Linked DNA regions of Homo sapiens: region 2 is linked to region 1. A link is a contact called in ENCODE Hi-C or POLR2A ChIA-PET data. All regions are on one chromosome and are shown on one strand. Each heading gives the region's core, a stretch centred on a gene start or an enhancer-like site at or near the end of the contact. The rest is flanking DNA. Distances are from core to core; before and after follow the strand shown.

Region 1 (5,284 bases), core at 171-2,670:
AGCTCTCTGTAGTTAGGAAAGGGGAACATAGGTCCGGGTGGGTTCAAAAGTAGCTTCTCTAACCATTACAAGAAATTTATTAGTTTTTCTTAAAAAGTAAGTCTGCAATTTTAATAAATAAGAATCCACATAAACAAAGTACTTTGGCGTACGTGGAAGGAGCCCAAGCCGTGGGATGCATCGATGAATACAGGGTGCTTCTCCTGTTAGATAGTGGACTGCCCTAAGTAGGCAAAAGTGTGATGCACATAATTGTGATGTGTTTGAGGTAAAGCCAAAGGAGAAAGAGTCAGGGAATGCTGGCACTGCCCATGGCACTAACTAGTTGGGGCCTGGATCCCAGTTTTCAGATGGAACTGTCCCCTCTGGCTCCTCAGTCAACGCGAATTTGCTTGAAGGACCATCAGTTCCTTAAAGCCTCATCTCCCCCAATGGGTGTTGTTTTATCAGCCTCCTCTCTGTGTGGGGAAGCCCGCCTCACTCAACCTCACTGTTTTACGTAAAACTGGCCGATTCCCTCATTTAATTCATAATAATGAAAACTGAACATATGACTGCAATTTTAAATTGTTTTGGGTTTTGTTCACAATGATGCAAACAGGAACGCATAGATTCATAGATACACACAAAAGAAAATCAAGACCATTGTTTAACCCCAAATGGATTTTATGCACAACATAGACCAAAGTGAATTTCAGTGAAAATACTGCTGGAGATTCAAATCTGTCATGGGTGCCCACAGTGGTGATTCCATGACAGGCTTCCTCCACCCACACCAGCGAAGCGTGGGCGTGGGAAATGACTTCATCCTGTGCTTCCATTTTCTGATTGATTTGCATAATGCTTAGGAATTTGTGAAATATTTCCACCGGCGTTGTTTAATTAGATTTTCATAACCTAGTGAGTGAGGAAGAAGGGATGATCTCCAATTATGCAGAATGAAGAAACCGAGGCCCAGGGAGGTTGACAGACTTGTCCTGAGTCACCTTTGCTCCTCTCCCAACTGGGTAGGGTCCAAGAGGGCTGGGTTGCGCCACAGTCGATGGAAACGTGTGCATCTCAGGGTGCATCTTGGGATTATGGTGGTATTTCTCCATGTCCAGGGCTAACCGAGCTTAAAATCACTAAGGAGAAATGGGCACCCACTGAGCGAGGTGGCCATCCATTCCAACATCTCATCACGGCCCTGGCCCCAGCAGCATCTTCCAGAGCGACTCGAGCCCATCCAGGGAGAAACCATTAGCAACACAGTGATGATAATTGCATAGTAGGCAGGAATGAATTTCAGATTCCCACCTTGCTCTGATTTTCAGGCCTCTCTTCTGTGGTGGAAGGTAAATATCCCAAGAAAAACAAACCTTGGCTGCAGCTGTCTTCAGGGATCTGTGTACTTTCAAGATAAGGTGAGTTGCCCCAATCATTTTATGATCCTAATTGTTGGGGAACAGGATATTCGTCCTCAAACACATCACTGTGACCCTCCCAGCTTCCTTCTGTGCTGATTAAGATGAAGCCATTTGCTTATGAAGCCCCCCAGACCTGTGGCTTTGATAGTCATTTTTTTCCTGTCCCTAGAAAACCTAATTTCCAGAGGGTATGCCTCACCACAGCAGGCCTCCACGTGGCTTACACAAATAATGCAAAAATCTCCAACAACCCCTACAAAGAACTTGCTCCTGGTGCATGGGCTGCATTTTATTTTGTTTTGTTTTATTTTATTAAATTTTTTTAAATCTAACTAATAACACTTGAGCTGTTGTTTTCCTTACCCCTGTTCCCCCAACACCTTCAATTGTACATAGAGTAATTTCAAACTGTAAGCTACTCCTGACTTAGCTACTTATTAAAAACACTAATATCCTTGGCTGCTTTGATGTCTATGGAACAACAAAGGAAGAGAGTTACTCTGGGCCACTGTAATCCTTGATTTGTCACTAAGTTATGACACCCAGCAGAGCCGTGTGACAGTGCAAATCAATCATCCCATGTGCTCCGCGGGGCCTTCCGTGCCTCCCGCCGAGCCGCTGCAGTTTAATTAGCTTTTTTCACACTACCACAATGTACATCTGCAGCTTCAGCAAGAGAAAGAGATGGAGGCGAGTTCACCGGGAAGCGGGAGCCTTAAAAAAAGTTCATATCGTGGAAAAAAAAAAGTCTGAAAGAAGAAACATCAGAGACCTTTGTAGTTTTTGCTTCAGAGGCATTAAGACTGAGATACACAGGCCTGGGGTACACCAGATTGTTAAATGTAGACTTTAAAAACAGCTCCACCAAACCCTGTGCGGAGGAGCTATCAGATGGTGTTTAAAGGACCTTTTCTTCTTTTGGGGGCAGTCTGTGTCTTCTGTTTTCCTCCTGCCTCTATACCCCACCTTTGGTTGATTGTGCAGAAATTCTTTGAGCCCAGACCTTCTCGAGTCCACCAAGATGAAGGAGGTGAGACCTTGATTCTGCCCAAGTTTTGCAAAACTTTGGATAAGTTCCTCCTGAAAGGTGGTGTCCTTGAGTGAAAATCATGTTCCTCTGTTCACTTTGCAGTGATAAATAATGGCAGCCAAAGACTAAAGGTAGGAATGAGGCCTCGAAAGTTGGGAGTCATTGACGGGGACAGCAGGGGTGAGAGCAAATCAGGCCTCGGTGTCAGGCACAGAGTGACACTTTTGTCCTGGCCCGGGAGGGAGTTAGACAGATGAGATCAAGCTGACTCTGCCTATGCTGGGGGGTGTTCAGGACACTGTCTGGTTCCTCTGGAAAACCACCTACCAGAGGAGGGGCTGGGAGACAGCCAATCTGCTCTTTTCCCGGCCAGTTTCTGGGCAGCTGTTATGGCTCATGGGCGGGTGAGCTCAGACCCTGATGACAGTGATTTAATGTGGGTTGGAAGTTGGGTTTTCTCCTCCCAGAATTCTCTTTCCCCAGTTAGGGGGAAGGGAGCAGGACGGACCATGGAGGTGCTGAGGGGTCCCCTTGTCACAAGTCATCATCCTCTATTCAGGTGATGGCTTCTGCATCACTTGCAGGGAGGATGCCAAGAACCTATCTCAAAAGCTCTCCCTGGAGCTCTTTCTACCCATTTTGTTTGGGCTTTAGCAACAGCCTGGGCCCGTTTCTTCTGTTTCTGTCCCTCACATGTTGGCACATCTCAGCTGATGGAGGCAGGCTCTGCTGTGTGCAGCTGTTCTGAGACTGCACTGCCAGACACTGGAGGGTCTCCCATGAAGATCCTGGCCCAACCTGCAGAACCTTCAGCCCCATATCAAAAGATGAAAGGGTCAGTACTAAAAAGAAATGAGCTAACAAGCCACAAAAGGATGTGGAAAGAACTGAAATGCATATTGCTAAGTGAAAGAAGCCAATCGGAAAAGGCCATGTACTGTAAAAATCCAACTGTATGACATCTGGAAAAAGGCAAAACTATAGGGGCAATAAAAAGGTGAGTGGTTGCCGGGGTGGTGGGGGAGAGGGAGGAGGGTGAATAGGTGGAGCACAGGGCATTTTTAAGGCAGTAAGACTCTTCTCTATGATATTGTCATGGATACATATCATCGTATGTTTGTCAAAACTCATGAAATATACAACACAAAAAGGAAACCCTCATGGAAGCTATAGACTTTAGTTAACAATAGTGTATCAGTATTGTCTTATCAATTGTACCAAATCTACCACACTAATGAGTTATTAACAAGATGTTAATAATAGGAGAAATTTGGTGGTGGTGTAATATGGAAACTCTGTTATTTTCACTTATTTTTTGTAAATCTAAAACCACTCTAAAGAAGAAAGTCTTGTGCAGGATTTGGATTAAAATGAAAAGAAAAAAAAAGGATAAAGTCTGACTGGACGAGGTGGTTCACGCCTGTAATCTCAGCACTTTGGAAGCCCAAGGAGGGAGGATTGCTTGAGTTCAGAAGTTCAAGACCAGCCTGGGGAATATGGTGAAACCTCATCTCTGCTAAGAATAGAAAAATTAGCCAGGCGTGGTGGCACGCACCCATAGTCCCAGCTACTCAGGAGGCCAAGGTGGGAGGATCGTCTAAGCCCAAGAGGCAGATGTTGCAGTGAGCTATGATCGCACCATTGCACTCCAGCCTGGGTGACAGAGCCAGACCCTGAAAAAAAAAAGGAATAAAGTTTATTCATTAAATTTTTTTTAAAAGTCACAGGGACAAAAGCAACAAAAACAGGAGGGAGAGGAGAGGTGAGCAAGGGGAGGCTTCCCTCCAACGTGGAATGTTTATTTTGTAGTTAATGGCCAGCGGGCATTCACTGAGACCTGTGGTTACCTGGGAAGCATCCTTTTCTTCTGAGACAGACTTCCTCCTGACCTTGCTTTGAGCACTGAGCAACAGTCACCTCCCTGTTAGTGACACATGAAACCTGAGTCTAACTCTCCTTCCCTGTTGACCTCCAGGGACATCCAAGTGCCATGTTTTATGTAATGGGTGGATGTAAACAGCATTTTGATATGTTGAATCACCTTTTGAAATATACAAAGGAAATATTCTCTAGTGAACTCCTCTGGAGAGGAAAGAGGCACATAATTTCAGGGCAGAAATTATTCTTCTAGGTCATGTGGTCCCACCCCCAGAGAGGTTAATTGACCTGATCAAGGTTATCCAGCCAAGCCTGGACCAAACTGAGACCAATTTGAGGTTTCCTGACTCTCCATCCTATCCAGCATCCTTCCACTGGGGTGGCTGATAAATGGTCACCAGGGTGGTGGAAAGTTGGCCTGCTGACCTTCCAGGAGACCTGAGTCCCAGTCCTGTATCTGTTTGTCGGGGGTGTGTGGCTTCATTAAATCTCATAACCTCCCTCTACACAAGCCCAGATGAATTTCTTTGTCTCCAAAATGGAAACACTCGTCATATTAGAACTCTTGGCTGGCTGTGGTGGCTCATGCCTGTAGTCCCAGTACTTTGGGAATCTGAGATGGGCAGATCACTTGAGGTCAAATGTTTGAGACCAGCCCTGCCAACATGGTGAAACCCTGTCTCTATTAAAAGTCCAAAAATTAGCCGGGCATGGTGGTGTGTGTCTGTAATCCCAGCTACTTGGGAGGCTGAGGCAGGAGAATCACTTGAACCCGGGAGTTGGAGGTTACAGTGAGCCGGGATCATGCCACTGCACTCCAGCCTGGGCGACAGAGTGACACTCTGTCTCAAAAATAAAATAAAATAAATAAAATAAAACAAAATAAAGTAACTCTCACCAGCAGTTACCAGGATTGAGGCATTTTTGCAGAATAGAAAGCTTGTCCTGTGCCAGTTAATGCTGCGTTGGG
Region 2 (5,408 bases), core at 132-2,631, 97 kb before region 1:
ACTCTGAAACCTGTGTTGTTACCTTTTCTATAAGGCCTGTGCTAGGGGGTAGGGATTCCCCAAATGAAAAGAAACCTTCTGCAAACATTATTTGGGAAATATTATCATTGCTATTTTGTGGCTTTTCCGAATGAAAAGAGGTGACAGATATAGATTTCATTTTTAAATTTTCTTTTACTTAAAAAAATTGTTTGTGGGTACATAATAGGTGTATATATTTAGGGGTACGTAAGATGTTTTGATACAGGCTGAAATAGATTTTGGATGCTGTTATGGGTTGAATCGTGTCCCCCAAAATTCATATGTTGAAGTCTTAACCCCTAGTCCTGCAGAAGGTGACCTAATTTGGGAACAGGGTAATTGCAGATGTAATTAAGTTGAGATGAGGCTGTACTGGAGAAGGACAGGCCACTTGTCCAGTATGACTGGCGTCATATAGGAAGATGACTATGGAAAGTCACAGAAGCACAGGGAGAATACCACGTGAAGGTGAAGCCAGGATTGAGGTGAAGCAGTAGAAGCCGAAGAACACCAAAGAATACAAACCACCGGAAGTCAGGTGAGCGGCACGGAACAGATTTCCCCTGGCAGCCCTCAGAACAAACCACCCATGCCAACACCTTGAGCTTGATTTCTAGGCTCCAGAACTTTTTCTGGTGTTTCAGCCACCCCGCCTGTGGTATTTTGTTATGGCAGCCCTAGAAAATTAATATGAATATAATGTGTTGTTCATTGCTTTGCCATGGAAACGATTTCAGATGGCTGTGAGGATGTCAGATTTTCAGGAAGGCGGGTGCCTTGATTTTCATTACAAAGGGGGAGAGTCACTTTTCTGTGGGCTCTCCCCAGGTTTCACCCAGGGCCATAAAGTTCTATGCAACTTTTGTTAAACCCCTTCTAATGTTCCAGGCTCTGGGCTAGATGCATGGCCCAAAGAAACCGGACCAGACTTTTAGAAGACATCAGGGTGCTTCTACTTACTCCAAAGGAAAGCCTTCATTTTGGCACAGGGCATCTCTATTTTAAGCTCAGACATTCCTGGTCACTGGCTACCTCATCGCCTTGGCATCAGGTAGGGTGAGAAGAGCAGGCCCGGGTTTGTTCAGCTTCTCAGCAAGGTGAGATTGACGAGCCCAGTACAGAAGCTGGAGTGAAAAGACCACGTCCTCTCCCAGCGGGTGCTGAGCCAAGTTGTCTTGGTATTTGAGTTGCTTCATCTGTAGCCTCTTATCTCACTGGGTTAGAGTGTGCTGCACTCATGAAACCAATGTCCCAGTGTGCTCAGAGGCTGGCTGGAGTATCCCGCTTATGAGTACAGCCTGTACCCCTGACTCATGGGGCTGATTTCCAGGCAAGTCCGTGCACTGCTGCAGCACTTCCTTGCTTTGTGTTTCAGGGTTCTGTCCCATTGGCTCGACTCTATGGCCATCGCCTGGAGTGTGTGTATGAGTGTTTGTTGGGAGGACACAGAGTGGCTTTCCTCCTCTTAAGAAGAGCTAGTAGTGCCCGGCGCGGTGGCTCACGCCTGTAATCCCAGGACTTTGGGAGGTCGAGACGGGCGGATCACAAGGTCAGGAGATCAAGACCATCCTGGCTACCAGGTGAAACTCCGTCTCTACTAAAAATACAAAAAATTAGCCGGGCGTGTTGGTGGGCGCCTGTAGTCCCAGCTACTCGGGAGGCTGAGGCAGGAGAATGGTGTGAACCCGGGAGGTGGAGCTTGCAGTGAGCTGAGATTGCAGCACTGCACTCCAGCCTGGGTGACAGAGCAGCCTGGGTGACAGAGCGAGACTCCGTCTCAATTAAAAAAAAAAAAAAAAGAAGAGCTAGTAGTCCTACCCCTCAACATCAACAAAATACAAACAACCCAATGAGAGTCATGGGCAAAGAGCTGGAGTAGACATTTCTCCAAAGAAGATATGCAAATGGCTAACAGACATGTGAAAAGATGCTCGCTATCACTAATCATTAGGAAAATGCAAATAATGCAAATAAAAACCATGATGAGATACCAGTTTGCACCAATTAGGATGCCTGTTATAAAAAAACAAAAAACAGAAAATAATAACAAGTGTTGATGAGGACGTGGGAAAGTTAACATTCTTGTGCGTCGCTAGCAGGAATGTGAAATAATGCAGTCATTATGGAAAGCAGTATGGATGCTTCTCAAATAATTAAATATAGAATTACTATCCAATCCAGTTATTCCATTTCTAGGTATATGCCAAAAAGAATCAAAAGAAGATACTTGAACAGATATTTGTGTCCCTGTGTTCGTAGCAGCATTAGCCACAATAGCCAAAAGGTAGAAACAACCCAAATGTTGGTTGATGGAGGAATTGGATAAACACAAAGTGATATACAGGCATACAATGGAATATTTTCAGCCTTAAAAGGAATGAAATTCTGATACTGCTACAACATCATTGAGGACATCATGCTAAGTGAAAAAAGCCAGACACAACAGGACAAATAGTGTATGATTCCACTTATAAGATGTACCCAGAGTAGCCAAATTCATAGAGGCAGAGAGTGGAATAGTGAATACCCAGGACTGGAGGGAGAGGGGAATGGAGAGTTAGTGTTTAATGGGCACAAAGGATCAGTTTGGAAAGGTGAATACATTCTGGAGATGGGTGGTGGTCATGGTTGTACCACAATGTGAATGGACTTAATTCCACTGAACTGTACACTTGAAAATGATTAAAATGGTGAATTTTGTCATACATTTTACCACAATAAAAATAGAGAATGGTTATTGATAATATCTGCCATTCATTGAATATAGTATTCCCTAGACAAAGCATTTTATGGGCATTAGTTCCTCAAGGCACTCATTGTTACTAGCCTTATTTTAAGGATATGAAAACTGAGGCTTAGACAGGCTCAATCATTTGTTCGGGATCACATGGCTAACAGTGAGCAGTGAGGTTTGAGCCCAGCTTTGACTGGCCCTAGGGTCTCAGCTGCAACACACCTGTAGAGCCTCTTGGCTTCATCCTTGCATCTGGGACAACGCCTGGATCATAGTAGGCACGTGTCTACCTCTGATCACATCTAGAGTGAGGTACAGACCCTGACAAATCACCAGAGCTCACCAGAGGGTGGCTGCATCAACACCGTTTCTAGAGGAGGCACTCACAGATGTCAAAGTTGAAAACATGTCTCGGTGCAGTGGCTCATACCTGGAATCCCAGCACTCTGGGAGGCCAAGGTGGGAGGATCACTTGAGTGCAGGAGTTCGAGACCAGCCTGGGCAACACTGCAAGACCCAATCTCTACTAAAAATTAAAAAAAAATTAGCCAGGTGTGGTGGTATATGCCTGTGGCCCCAGCTACTCAGGAGGCTAAGGTGGGAGGATTGCTTGAGCCTGGGAAGCCAAGGCTGCAGTGAGCTATAATCACAACACTCCAGCCTGGGCAATGGAGCAAGGCCCTGTCTCGAAAAAAAAAAAATGTTGAAAACATGACTCAGGCAAATATAGGGAACATGGGGGCTGGGGCCAGGACTAGGGTGAGGCAAGAGAGTAGGAAACCAGCAGGATGGTAACATTGGTCCCAGGAGTATATGACAGACTCACGTAGATGTAGCCATTGAAAGAGGGAGTACTGAAAATGGTTTTGCTAAATCAAATTCAAAACTGGTTTATGTCCTATATATAGGACAATGAAACTATAACCTTCGGGGCTATCTTTTTTTTTTTTTTTTTTTTTTTTGAGATGGAGTTGCACTCTTGTGGCCCAGGCTGGAGTGCAGTGGCGCGATCTTGGCTCACTGCAGCCTCCGCTTCCCTGGCTTAAGCAATTCTCCTGCCTCAGCCTTCAGAGTAGCTAGGATCACAGGTGCCTGCCACCACGCCCGGCTAATTGTTTTGTATTTTTAGTACAGTCGGGGTTTCGCAATGTTCGCCAGGCTTGTCTGGAACTCCTGGCCTCAGGTGATCCCCCTGCCTCGGCCTCCCAAAGTGGCTCACAGGCATGAGCCACCGTGCCCAGCCCGGGGCTATCTTTTCTATCAGACAGGAATTGTTTGCATCTCTACCAGACAAACATTATTTGCAACTTAGCAATTTCCTTTAAGTTAGCATCTAGAATCTGGGCCTTAATCAGCAATAAGTACTAAGTCAAAGTGCCCATCCCTTCACATTGACGGACCCTCGGGTATTACCCAGATCCCCTCTTTGGGGTTCAGCCCTGTCCCCACAGCTGCTGGGAGTATCAGCTGCTGATATGGGTAGATGGCTTACAGCTCTGTTCTTACCTGGAAATCACCTGAGATGGAAGGAAACTTCCTCCCCCACGTGTATACCTTCCCTCCCTTACTTCTGGTTGGTCTTGAACAGGTGATACAAAGCCTGGTGCTCTTGCCTTAATTTGCAACAACACCGATGGCCACCTGGGCTCCAGAGCTTTCCATGGGACAGGCTGAGGCCTCAGCGGCAGCCTCACTGCGGGTGAGCTTCACCCTCACCCATGCCTCCCTTTCCACAAGAGTTCCTCCCCAGAGCAGCCCCAGTACACCCTGGTCTTGCACCTGCCTGTCTCAGAGTCGGTATCAAGGGAACCCAATCTAACACAGGACTTATTACACAATGCTAGGGTGGCTTTGGGGAAAGGGCATGAAGGTGTCTTTTTGCCTCATTTATGAGTTTTTAGATACTTTCTCTTAAGGAAGGTAGTAAAAAAATCTGTGGAATGAACAGACAGGAGTGGGCGGAGAAGGCTCAGGGGAAGCCCTCCCCCACACCTGGAAAAACAACTCTGGGTCCGCTGACAGAGGCCACAACCAGCCTGCAGACCCCACGAGGCGCTGGGAACTCGAAGGCATGGCTCCCTGGCAGAGGTGAGAAATTTGACCGGACAGCAGTTGGTGCTTAAGATCAAGTGAGTTTTTCCACCTTCAGGGAGGAGCTGGAGAAAGCGCGAGAAGGCGTGCTTAAATCCTCGGGGGGTTGTTTTCAGTTGAATAAAACAGCCTGATTGAAAAAAAACGGCAAGGCTGAGTGCAAAGCCAGTGCCCCCCACCTCTGCTGGAAGCCCATCACCCCCCACCCCGCCGACCCCCAGGAGAGCCAATCCTAAGCTCACAGTAAATCGGTGAATTGGAAGAATCCAGGTTCTGCTCTGCCTCTTTCTTTCAGAGACAAAAATAAAGTTCTGGAAGGTGCAACTTAAAATAGACCTTTCATAAAAGATTCATTCCTGAGCAAGAATGTCACAAAAGCATGAAACGTGAAATAGACTGCTATCTGAATTCCATTTGAAGTATTTGGTGGCAATTATTTTAAAAATTCCCCCACAAAAGTTCTTTTCAATCACAGGACAGCAAGTAAGAGAGATCAGGGCCAGATAATTTCTTCAATGGGGGAAAAACTAGTTTCAAGTTTTAGGTACTGATTTAAGGCATT

What was found. Hi-C counts contacts between places; a loop is a spot of excess contacts on that map. ChIA-PET counts read pairs that join two places held with the same protein, here RNA polymerase II (POLR2A). Pooled maps may share reads with other maps.
Region 2: a pooled map shows a loop between it and region 1 (2.1-fold over the local background). The contact joins two enhancer-like sites. A Hi-C loop is called at or near these places in 1 of 50 pooled maps. POLR2A ChIA-PET finds 5 or more read pairs at or near these places in 2 of 52 experiments (Caco-2 and PC-9).

Annotation. Positions count from the first base shown.
Region 1 is chr17:65,362,098-65,367,381 of GRCh38, reverse strand. No RefSeq gene overlaps it. Among named protein-coding and RNA genes, the nearest start is that of LINC02563, 93 kb to the left of the region's middle. RefSeq lists an enhancer at 3,631-4,830. Within about 2 kb of position 1,420, at least 2 of the 41 ENCODE cell types and tissues checked have a DNase peak (open chromatin) inside an H3K27ac peak, as active enhancers do.
Region 2 is chr17:65,459,269-65,464,676 of GRCh38, reverse strand. No RefSeq gene overlaps it. Among named protein-coding and RNA genes, the nearest start is that of LINC02563, 4.4 kb to the right of the region's middle. RefSeq lists enhancers at 2,784-3,416, 3,417-4,050, 4,051-4,684. Within about 2 kb of position 1,381, at least 9 of the 41 ENCODE cell types and tissues checked have a DNase peak (open chromatin) inside an H3K27ac peak, as active enhancers do.